Linked DNA regions of Homo sapiens: region 1 is linked to region 2. A link is a contact called in ENCODE Hi-C or POLR2A ChIA-PET data. All regions are on one chromosome and are shown on one strand. The core of a region is the stretch at or near the end of the contact, and the rest is flanking DNA. Distances in the headings are between cores, read along the strand shown. Region 1 overlaps FANCC (FA complementation group C). Region 2 overlaps AOPEP (aminopeptidase O (putative)).

The links. Hi-C counts contacts between places; a loop is a spot of excess contacts on that map. ChIA-PET counts read pairs that join two places held with the same protein, here RNA polymerase II (POLR2A). Pooled maps may share reads with other maps.
Region 1: a pooled map shows a loop between it and region 2 (1.9-fold over the local background). The contact joins two enhancer-like sites. A Hi-C loop is called at or near these places in 2 of 168 maps with a recorded cell type or tissue (right cardiac atrium and sciatic nerve) and 1 of 50 pooled maps. POLR2A ChIA-PET finds 5 or more read pairs at or near these places in 2 of 52 experiments (K562 and WTC11).

Annotation. Positions count from the first base shown.
Region 1 is chr9:95,113,591-95,119,495 of GRCh38, forward strand. FANCC (FA complementation group C) reads right to left here. Exons shown (of 15, transcript NM_000136.3): 11 at 3,725-3,800; 12 at 1,039-1,120. It also overlaps a transcript of AOPEP not described here. Among named protein-coding and RNA genes, the nearest start is that of MIR3074, 30 kb to the left of the region's middle. RefSeq lists a silencer at 2,857-2,936. Within about 2 kb of position 3,406, at least 4 of the 41 ENCODE cell types and tissues checked have a DNase peak (open chromatin) inside an H3K27ac peak, as active enhancers do.
Region 2 is chr9:94,798,632-94,804,676 of GRCh38, forward strand. AOPEP (aminopeptidase O (putative)) reads left to right here. Exons shown (of 17, transcript NM_001193329.3): 5 at 2,126-2,371. It overlaps LOC124902220 (a long non-coding RNA gene), which reads left to right and starts at 1,683. Exons shown (of 2, transcript XR_007061676.1): 1 at 1,683-1,813; 2 at 1,904-2,125. Within about 2 kb of position 4,385, at least 2 of the 41 ENCODE cell types and tissues checked have a DNase peak (open chromatin) inside an H3K27ac peak, as active enhancers do.

The DNA.
Region 1 (5,905 bases), core at 2,156-4,655, 310 kb after region 2:
TGAAGCAATACAGCAAGACCTCTACAAAAAAAAAAATTTTTTTTTTTTTTTGGAGACGGAGTCTTACTGTCACCCAGGCTGGAGTGCAGTGGCACGATCTTGGCTCACTGCAAGCTCCACCTCCTGGGTTCATGCCATTCTCCTGCCTCAGCCTCCCGAGTAGCTGGGACTACAGGCACCCGCCACCACGCCCGGCTAATTTTTTGTATTTTTAGTAGAGATGGTGTTTCACCGTGTTAGCCAGGATGGTCTCGATCTCCTGACCTTGTGATCTGCCTGCCTCAGCCTCCCCAAGTGCTGGGATTACAGGTGTGAGCCACCGCGCCCGGCCACAAAAAAATTTAAACATTAGCTAGGTGTGGTGGTACACGCCTGTAGTCCCAGCTACTCAGGAGTCTGAGTGGGAGGATCACCTAAGCGCAGGAATTTGAGGCTACAGTGAGATGTGATCATTCCACTGCACTCCAGCCTGAAAGACAGAGCAAGACCTTATCTCTAAAAATTTAAAACAAACCAACCAACCCAGAATTTATATTAGAATAGATTTTCTCATTTTAGAGAGATTTATTAGAGAGAAGGAAAAGCAAGCATTTAACATTCCACCCTACTGTGTAGGAGTTTCAAATCTCCTTCCCTAGAGAGGTAGAGGGAAGACCACAGGACCCAAACAAGTGCCCTTTCCCTTCTGTGCGGCCAGGGAGGGGTTCCCAGCAGGTGGGTGCTGCTTTTTCCAAGGCCTCTTCTTTTTATTGTTATGCCTGTATATTTCAAAATCTAAAACCAGACGTTAATGTAGAAAACATTTCGATACAGGTATTGGCACATGCATACATGCGCATGCCTATTCATCCTGACCTGCTCCAAGCCATCCGTGCAGCCATGCGCTTCCTCCACTTCTCACTTCACCATGGTGCTCACCTGTTTGGTGATGGTCCCAGACCAGTAATGCCTTCCTCTGTCAGCCCTGCTCAAAGGGCAGATGAGGATCTAGGGAAACCATGTGTGAAGTAGATTTGGGAGTGGTCAGTGTTTGCTCACCCATGAGTCTGGTCTTCAACTGCTTCTCTGAGCAGTTCAGAAATATGCTTCAGTGTCTGGAGCCAGTGTCCCCGAGGGATATCTGCGGGTGGAGAGAGATACGTCAGAGGGCAACTGAGGAAATGTCAAGCCCATGAGGAACCACCTGCAGGGATGACCTGAAGAGTCTTTGGGAGACGCCCTTTACTTCTGGTTCACGGAACCCAATACTGTTCTCATGCTTTTCCCAGCCAGTACCTATCTCTTAAGCCTGGGGAAGTAAGATCTGTCCATGTCACACAGAGTTGAACATCAAAGAATCTAATCTTTTAATTTTAGTTTTGTGGGGTTTTAAGACACGATCTTGCTTGGTCAGAGGCTGGAGTGCAGTGGTACGATCCTGGTTCACTGCAGCCCCAACCTCCTGGGCTCAAGCGATCTTCCTACCTCAGCCTCCCCAGTAGCTGGGACTACAGGGGTGCACCACCATGCCCAGCTATTTTTAAAATTTTTTTGTAGAGATGAGGTTTCACTATGTTTCTCAGACTTGTCTCAAATTCCTGGGCTCAAGTGATCCTCCCGCCTTGGCCTCCCAAAGTGCTGGAATTACAGGCATTAATCACCACGCTTGCCCTCAAGTAATTTTAAATTCAGGTACATGGAAGTAGCTAGAGATTGCATAAGCAGCCCCCGCTGAGACTGGGAAATGCCGGGTTGCGGATGCCCTAGGTTTCTTCTTTTCTACCTACACACTCCTCCATCACTAATGTGTTGATTTCAAAATAGACGGAGACTGTAGTAAAGCAGCCAATAAGGAATTAGGAATAGACTGCCTGACTGCTTTCCTAGGGCTGTGATGAATTCACAATATGATTTCAGGTTTACAGTGGAAAAAAAGGCCAGGAAAGAAAATAAGTGAGCATTATGCAAACAAATGTCTTTTCTTGAGTGAGCTGCTCTGGTTTCACAGTCATCCTGTGGTTTTAAATACAGCTGAGCAGCACGTATCTGCAGTTCTGTGCAGCATCTGCAAAAGTTTTCACATAGTGATAGATGCTATAATCGAACACACAAGGAAGGTAAGGCGAGTGATGGACAAACTGCTGCTACTCCACAAGGCCAGCGCCTCCCTCCTCTGAACTCCCGCGGCCCTTGGTGCACAGCCTTTTGAAGGTATTTTTCGTTTCTTCCTTTTACTAGCTATTTAGATGTTTATTTCGCATTTCCTCCACTTGTAGTGTCTACACAGTCAGGGCTCGTAAGTGATCCTCTTTTACACCCCTCTCCCGGCCTTCACAATGGGTATGAAATAAATTTCTGATAAACAGAAGATCATGCCACTAAAAAACACTTCTTCAATCTGTGACCATAACACTGTTTCCCAAAGTAATATACAGACAGCTCTTCTAGGAACTAGCACAAGAGGTTCTTGTACTTCTGCCCGAAGCCACCTATTTATATTTGGACATAAATCTACAAGTTACACAAACGGAAAGGTAAAGGGTTGGGCCCATGCCCATGCACCACCTCACCGTTTATTTACTATTTCCAAACTGAGACACTAACAACTCCAGTACATTTTCTGGAGCTCACTCAGCGTCCCCTGTTGGCTGACTTTAGGCTTTGCTGATCTGACCTAAGCGTAAGGTGAACCCTGGGAGAGTGAATTCCTCATTTTTCTGTCTTGTTAATAAAGTTTTCCCAAGAGTTTTCATAAAACTGTCACCCAGAGATCCCACCCCTAGCTCCAGCATCTGAGAAGACAGTGTTAGGGGATCACCCTGGGCAAGAACCTACATCTTCTCGAAAAAGGAAGAGGAATTTAGGTTTTGTAAAATGCTCTGAAACTTTGAATCATTTGCATTTCTCAAACAGATCTACTCACTCAAGTCTCAGAAAAAAGGCAGGCCCAAAATGGCATAAAAAGGAAATGTGACTGGCTCGTTCCCTTCTGTCTCCTCTCCTCCCATGCTCCAATAAGGCCCCTTTCTGGCTGGCGCAGTCTGTGCCCATGTCAGGACTGCCTTCCATCAGGTTTCAGGCCTCAGAGGGAAAGGATGCCCTTATTCTCTATTTCCGAAATGTCTCCTAAGCGTGAGCTCACAGCCACATTCCTGGATCAACACCAGTCGAATGAAGGCTGGAACCATCACTTCCCCAGCTGGATAGCCTTTGGAAGGCTGGCAAAGGATATCAGGAGAGGCTGTGGATGAAGCACCTTACTGAACTCTCTCAAAATCCTTCCCTTAGCTTGGTTAGGGGAAACTTCCCCTGCATTTCCTCAGCTTCATCCATCATTTTGTCTTTTCTTCTGCAACAAGGCTGCACAGAGTAGAAAGAATGAAAAGCAAACGAATGTACTGTTTTATTCTGACTCAGCCAAGTCTTAGCCTGTTCCTGGCATCTGGTGGATCTGGTTGGCACCAGAAGAGCCTGTGTTATCTGGAGGCAGACTAGCAACACCTACCAGAGGCCATTGTTTTTTTGTTTGTTTTCTTCTTTTGGTAAGTGATCACAACTGGGAAGCCAAGCAGACTCTCATATCAAAATCCACAGAATGTGGGATCCTGGGGGCTTAAAGGGATCTTAGAAATAACCAGTTCTGTCTCCCTCATGCTGTAGATAAGGGCCTGATGAGGAGGTCATAATTTGACAATGCTCTTCCCAGGAAATCATTCTGATGTGGGCAAAGTCAACCCTAACTCACCTTGAGGGTCTTGCAGCAGCACCATGGCAAGAGATGGAGAAGTGTAAGGAAAGTAGGTCTTGAGTGCAAACCGCAGCTGCCACAGGATGGAAAATCCAAAGAGCATGAACATTAAGATTGAAACGGGGTCAGGAAAATACAAAACTCTGAGTCCTCTGCCCAAAAAAGACCCACCAGTACTAACATGGTCAGAACACTTTCTTAAACATTTATTTTTTGAAAAATAAGCTCCCAATAACCTCATATTTTCCAGAATAATTAACCTTTTTAAAGTCACCTTCTGGGACTTAAAAATTTATGCTCTTGATGTCTTTATGAGTTCTACTTCACATGAACCCAATTATACAAATAAATCTTCTGTTTTGGAAAGACTTGCCAAAGCCGTTGTGAGATGTTAGGTATTTCAGCATTTTTTTTTTTTTTTTTGAAACGGAGTTTTGCTCTTGCTGCCCAGGCTGGAGTGCAATGGCGCGATCTCAGCTCACCGCAACCTCTGGCTCCCGGGTTCAAGCGATTCTCCTCCCTGTCTCCCAAGTATCTGGGATTACAGGCATGCGCCACCAAGCACTACTAATTTTGTACTTTTTAGTAGAGACAGAGTTTCTCCATGTTGGTCAGGCTGGTCTCGAACTCCCGACCTCAGGTGATCTGGCCGCCTCGGCCTCCCAAAGTACTGGGATTACAGTGAGCCACCATGCCCGGCTTGTTTTTGTTTTTTTATTGAGATGGAGTCTCCTTCTGTTGCGCAGGCTGGAGTGCAGAGGCACAATCTCAGCTCACTGCAACCTCCACCTCCCGGGTCCAAATGATTCTCCTGCCTCAGCCTCCTGAGTAGCCGGGATTACAGGCACATGCCACCACACCTGGCTAATTTTTGCATTTTTAGTGGAGATGGGGTTTCACCATGTTGGCCAGGCTGGTCTTGAACTCCTTAGCTTAAGTGATCCACCTGCCTCGGCCTCCCAAAGTGCTGGGGTTATAGTCATGAGCCACTGAGCCTGGCTCAGCATGGTTTTTAAAATAACAACAAAAGTGTAAAACTGTGCTCGCATTTCGAGGGCCAAAGAGCTACAGCTATCTATGCCCCCAAGGGGCACAGAAGCTTTTTTAAAAATTGAGGTAAAATCTATAACGCATGGAGTGCATGGGCTTTAAGTATATGAGGTTTTGGTAAATGTGCAAATCCATGTGACCACCACCCCAGTGAAGACACATTTCTATCACGCCAAAAAGTCCCCTTCCAATTCTTAACAATCATTCCCTCCACCCCACCCTGGCAACCAATGTTTTGATTTTGACAAGAGAGATTAGTTTTGCTTATTCTTGAATTTTGTGTAAAGGGAACATAAAGTATGTTTTCTTTTGTGTCTGGCTTCTTGGGCTCAACATATTTTCTTAAAGATTAAGCCACGTTATTGTGTGCGAGTAGATCATTCTGTTTTTATTGCTCAGAAGTAGTCTGAATTGTATGAATATGCCATAGTCTGTTTAGCCATTCTCCTCTTGATGTGCATTTGGGCTGCTTCCAGTTTGGGGCTGTCATGAATAAAGCTGTAGTTAACATGCATACATATGTCTTTTCATGGACATGTGTTTCTGTTTCTCCTGGGGATGCCATCGGAATGGAACTGCTGGGTCACAGATAGATGCTTGTTTAACATCGTAAGGCCATATGGTTTTCCGGTGTTGTACCATCTTACGCCCACCAGCAATGTATGTGAATTCCAGTTGCTCCACATACTCCCCAGCATTTCATCCATTCTAGTGGCTGGGAACATAACCCTATGTATGCTTGCTTTCCTACCTGTTTCACTCTGCACTTTCCTGATGGCAAATGACGCTGAACAGTTTTCATGTGCTTACTGCCAACTTATGTATCTTTTTTGAAAGTATATATTCAAGTCTTTTGTCCATTTTAAAAACTGGTTTCTTAGGCAGTTATAAGAGCTCTTCATATATTCTCGACACAAGTCCTCTGTTGTATACATATATTACAAATATTTTCTCCTAGCTAACGGCTTGCTTTTTCAGTTCCTTCTTTCTTCCTTTTCTTTTTTTTTTTTTTTAATTGAGATGGAGTCTTGCTCTGTTGCCAAGCTGGAGTGCAGTGGTGTGATCTTGGCTCCCTGCAACCTCCACCTCCCAGGTTCAAGCGATTCTCCTGCCTCAGCCTCCCAAATA
Region 2 (6,045 bases), core at 3,135-5,634:
CAGCTTTGTCCAGAAGATGCCTGCACACTCCAGTTTCTCTGTGGTTTAACACGATCTGAAAGCTTTGCAATAGAGATTATATGAACTGAAATTACTGTAGCACATTATATACCTGTGTAAATACATGAGAAAAAGATACTGTGGTGGTTAATTTAATCAGTGGCCTTTTTCACTTTGCGAGACCTTTGACCACATTCATGCACAAGCACAGTACTTGTCATTAGGTGGGCATTGCAGCCTTTTTAGTTAAATGTTCACCAACAGGCACCTTGACTCACTCTCTCCACAAAGCAAGGTTATCAATCCAGGGACTTTGGCCAGAATTAAATGTCAAGAATTATATTCTTCATGTCATCTTATTCTGACAAGTTTTTATGGGCCTCCATCCATTTTCTTACTCTCCGTTGTGGTGAAATGCCTTCAGTGCTGGAAGCTGTGTTCTATGAACCATGCTGCTAGAAGGTGAGGCTTATCTGTACCTAGCCATATTGGTCTCCTGAGCGCTGGCCTTGGGTAAGTGAAAGGTACTTCTTACATTTGGAGAGGAATTATTGTTGCATTCTGCCCATATTGGGACATGCCAGCATCTTAAGATTTTTCATTATTCACTGTGAATCAAGTGAGCACCTGTAGTTATAATTGGCTGGGTGCAGTGGCTCATGCCTATGATTCCAGCCCTTTGGGAGGCTGAGGCAGGAGGATCATTTGAAGCCAGAAGTTTGAGACCACTCTGGGTTACAAAGTGAGACCCCATCTCCAGACCCCATCTCTTAAAAAAAAAAAAAAAAGGCTGGATGTGGCATGGCAACATGCCTGTAGTCCTAGCTACTCAGGAGGCTGAGGTAGGAGGATTGCTTGAGCCCAGGACTTGGAGGCTACAGTGAGCTATGACCCTGCCACTGCAGTCCAGCCTGGGCAACAGAGTGAAATCCTGTCTTAAATAATAATAGGCCGGTTGCGGTGGTTCAAGCCTGTACTCCTAGCTGTTTTGGAGGCTGAGGCGGGTGGATCACTTGAGGTCAGGAGTTTGAGACCAGCCTGGCCAACATGGTAAAACCCCGTCTCTACTAAAAATACAAAATTAGCCAGGCGTGGTGGCACACACGTGTAATCCCAGCTACTCAGGAGGCTGAGTCAAGAGAATCACTTGAACCTGGGAGGTGGAAGTTGCAGTGAGCTTAAATCATGCCACTGCCCTCTAGCTTGGAAGACAGAGCTAGATTCCATCTCAAAAAAAAAAAAAATAATGAAATAAATAATGATTAGAGGGGTTTTTCATTGTGTTTGAATAAAAGACATGTTAGCAGGTGAAAAAATGGAGTACTGTTGGATGTAGGTTTGAGTAGATAAGTTCTCTTGAGTCCTGTGAGTCAGGTTCTAGGAATTCTCTTTCAGTTCCGCCTTTGATGGAATAACTGGCAGTGGTCGGATGAAGCAGGCTGGGGTCTGATCTGTTTCCTTAAAAGGCTGGCTCAGTTAAATTTGTTCTGAAAGTGGGTTGGGAAAAATACTGTATCAAAAGTGCCTCTGTATTCCTTAATAACAGCTTTTGATGGGCTGTGTAAAGAACATTTAGATTACTATTCAGTAAAATGGTTTGTGTTCTTTCGAGGAGTTTGAGCCTGTAACTTTCATTTGGTTCATGGTTCTCCCTCAGTCCAAGTCTTTTATTCTAGGTAATCCCAGAATTGGATCTTTAATTTGTGTGTACTGCTCCTTCCTTTCTGAGTTATGAATTGTCTCTAATTTGGAGATTGTTCATATGGTGATACTTGAAAACATCTAACCGAGGGCAGGAATTGTTTGTATTTTGGTGAGAAGTTTTATTGTTTGGAGTCTTTAGAGGTCCCCCCACAACAAAGTTTATTCTAAAACAAGATTTTACTGCTTTCTCTTATCTTAGATTGAAGCTAGTCTATTGATTCAAACACATGAATACGTTTTTGTCCTGTAAATTTTCACTGCTGCACAGAGCCAGTCAAGCCAAGAATTGAAATGAGCAGTCTTTGCTTGTGAGTCTGTCTGAACCTCTGTCTCCTAAAAGTTGTCTACATCTGCAAGATTGCCTCACCTCCACAGCAAGAATAATAAACATGTTTTACCATTTATTTTGTGTTATTCCCAGGCATGTTGGTGTTTGCAGTCACATGGAATACCCCTGCCGCTTCCAGAATGCTTCTGCCACCACCCAGGAGATCATTCCTCATCGGGTCTTTGCCCCTGTGTGCCTCACGGGTGCCTGCCAAGAGACCCTTCTGCGGCTGATCCCTCCTTGCCTCTCAGCAGCACATTCTGTTCTGGGAGCACACCCGTTCTCTCGGCTGGATGTTCTCATCGTCCCTGCCAACTTTCCAAGTCTGGGGATGGCCAGGTATGTTGTTCCATTGTGGCACTTGGGGTACATACATTTTGGAAATTCTTTGACTATGTCTTGCTTTCCTTGAGCTCTGTCAGAGCAGTCATTTGATTAGAATGGAGGGGCTATGGTTGCTCATGCTTGGACATCTCATTGCTGCCTTGAGGGACAATTTTAATGCAGACTCCCTCATGCACGAGCCTTTGAGTGTCATGGGCTCAGTTCAGACTGTGTTGAAAAGAAAAGGCTCACATTGTTGCTGGGATTGAGAATACATAGTGCCCCCTGAGTGGTGACTGTTGGATCATGGCTGATCAGTGGCTGTTAGCTTGGATGATGACAGCATAATGCTAATGAGCCAAAGGTTATAGCATCAGGCTCTGGGCACAGTAACATGACTTGGTCCCAAGGCCACAGGCTACTCACCTAATCCTGACCAGCTGTCTTGTCCATTCTCACCACTGGTCACAAGGGCAATGACTTGAGAGACCCTGAGTCAGATAGACTGTGGATGGATCAGTGTAAATCTATCCCTACTGCTAGAAAAACAGCTCAAAGCAGATGGCTTACTGTGGGGGTTGGAGGAGGAGTCACGTGCTACTATTTTTTAACAAATGCACTTTTGCTGTTGTGTCCTGGTTTGGTTCCCTGTATTTATTTAAGCTAAAATCTATTAATTAATGCCATTGTTCAGTCATTAATGGGTATCTGTGTTCCACTGAGAAAAGATAGAGAATGTACTTGGTTATATTTCCATTTTAAAATCTTAATCATTAGCAGTGAATATGCTTGACTAAGGATGGGAAAAATAAGCTCATCAAAACATGTGACTTCAAGTTTTTCCCTATTAGTCAAGGAAATTCCTGCTGCCAATTAATTCCCATGCTTTTGAGCAGCTGTCATTTGTGGTGTTTTCCCTGAAAACTGCACACATTCTTAGTAAAACCATGAGCAGAAAAGAACTGACCAGAACATTTGCTTTTGATCTTTACTACATGTATGTACTTTAAAGACTGGCTGGCTTGCCTTAATCCTTGAGGAGGTCTGAGAAAGTCATTTAGACTGATTTTTATCCTATGTTTATGAAGATAATGGGAATGCAGGAACTAGGATAATTATATATATTTGGTTACGTGCATCATATAATTGTCTTGGATGTCTATATATAGAATTTTTCTTAATGGAGGGGGGGGCTTCTTTTGTCCCTTTGAAGAGTCTGCTGGCCTTAATTTAAGTAGTAGAGGTGTTGGTGAAAAAAGAGTTGTTCATTAAATGTTTCTTATTTGTACATGGGTTTGAGGGGCCCTATTTACTTGGGAGTTTTTAGCACTTCATGAGAATTGCAGTTTTTTAAGGCATGTTTGCTAGCAGTTCCAAGTTCTGGCCTGAGGGAACCAAAGGCAGAGTATTTTTCATGCACAGGATTCTGTTTTCTATAGCTCCTTCCTGACATCAGTCTGCCAAATACAGAATGAGTTGACCTGCAGGCAATTCTCTAAAGCTTCTCTTTTCAAGTTTGCATGCCCAAGCAGGTAGGCTGTGTGTTTGCTGCTTTTTGCGATATTTGAAGTGATTTAAACATGCTTAACTCTGTATTTTTAGAGTGGCAAGCCTGAGTACCATAAGACCAAATGGTCCTGGGCACAAATTTTGAAAAATATGGTGGTGATCATAACTTAGCAACAACAAGACTGCTTTTATGCTTAAAAGCAGGAGAACCGTATATTCAAAATTTGTGGTTGGTTGTCAAATACCATTTTTTTCCCTTCCTTTTAGACTGTGGAAGTAAAGTCTGCCCAGGTCTAGATGTTTTTCTGGACTTATTACCATTCCCTGGATGAGAGCTGTGGAAGGGGGATTGTGGTCTCTTCCACTGCCAGGTGGGGTGGGGAAGGGAGGTGCTCTGTTTTTCCAAACTCTGGCTTCAATTGATTCTGCTTGCTTGGCTTGACTCTGTCGGGATCCCAACACCTTGGGCTACATGCAGCTGAGTGGGGTTTATGACTCAGCTGGCTACTGGGGCCCTGCTGCTTTATTTATGGTCGAGACTTTGCTTGAGGTTTTATAAAGCAAAGCTAGAACAAAAACGATGGTTTTGTAAGTCAACTTCATACCCTAAACAGGAATAGAGAAACCTCAAGGCTAGGAGGAGTCATCCAAAAAGACCTCCATACTGAAACCTGCCATTGTCTTCTTAGTTATAATATGCTGAGAGATCAAAGGACTTCTTGGTAAATTAAATGGCTCTTTCCCGAGTCCATATTTTATAAACATGTATGCAAGATCGTAAATTCCATACCTCTGGACTTCTTTAGTGATTAGGTCTTAATTATAATGAATACCATTTTATACCATTTCAGTATTCTTTTTTGGCAAATGATATTAAACATTCCCTCATGAACTAAAATGGGTAAATTATTAATCATGTTAAGCAGTTTCTGAGAATTTTAGATAATATAATGATTTCACTATTTTGAATATTACGTATCATAGTTTTTATTGAATAAGCTTAAAAGTCTCCTCTTTGATTCTGTTTTTGAGCTGGATTCTGATATTTCAGTGAAGTGAGGAAAAACACATTTATAAAACTTGAATGTATGATAATGACAAATCAGTTTATAAGAAGGTAAATAATACACAAATAATATTTTAGAATTTCGAATGCTTTTCAAACATGGCAGTAACTAGAACATTTATCAATACTGCTCTTCATGATTTTTGTCACCTTTTAATATAACAGGAGCCATTACTAACTGACCCCCTCCCCTACCCTGGTCCTTTTCCAAATCACTGTTCCAGGGGAGAGGGACTTTAATTCTTTGCTGAGAAAAATCACTAGTTTGCCTTTCAGATGCTTTCCTCAGTGGGTGTGTGTGGGCTTTCAGTTTTTGTTTCATTGTGTTTTTGCCTTCCATGAAGACTGAATCTGCCATATCAGGAACCGTAAAGTATACATTTCTTGACTTGACTACTATGATGTCTGTATGAAGATATGCATGCATTTAAAATGCATCTCTGAAGTACACACAGCTCTCTTCCTGTTGGTTTAATTAATATTCTACTGTTTTCATTGTGTCCTCGTATGTTCTCAGAGTCTCTGCTGGGGATTGACTGGCAAGCCTAGTTTCTTAATTTTGAGAAATAATGAAAGGAGCTCATCATCACACTTACACTCTCTGTTATAACAGCAGTAACGTTAATGGAATCATATTCTAGAACCAGGCATATGACAGTTGCTTAAAAATTAACACCTTAATCTTACCTTTGTATGTGTGTATAGGAAATGCTTTGCTTTGCATTTGTCTCTCAGCAGTTCACAATTACATGTCATGGCATAGTTAGGTTGGCAGAACTACCTAGCTGTCGTCCATATATGTTCTTTTTTTTCCTTGTATTTGAATTTCAAGAATCTCTTGCAACTTATTTCAGAGTGGTTTTCTGTGAAGAGCACTGAAGTTAAAAAACCATGTGCTGTGTAGTTCTGCTTCATGGCTCAGCTGTTCACATGCATCTTCACCCTTCATCCCACTGGGAAAATTGAGGGGAAAAAAATGACTATAGTGTGGCCGATGACAGGTGACAGATTGTTTGAGCTTTTCCCCACCTGTTCTATACCAGATAATCTTGATAATTTGGTTATTGTTTATTTATTCTTGCAATAAATATTTATCAAGCGTATACTGTGTGCC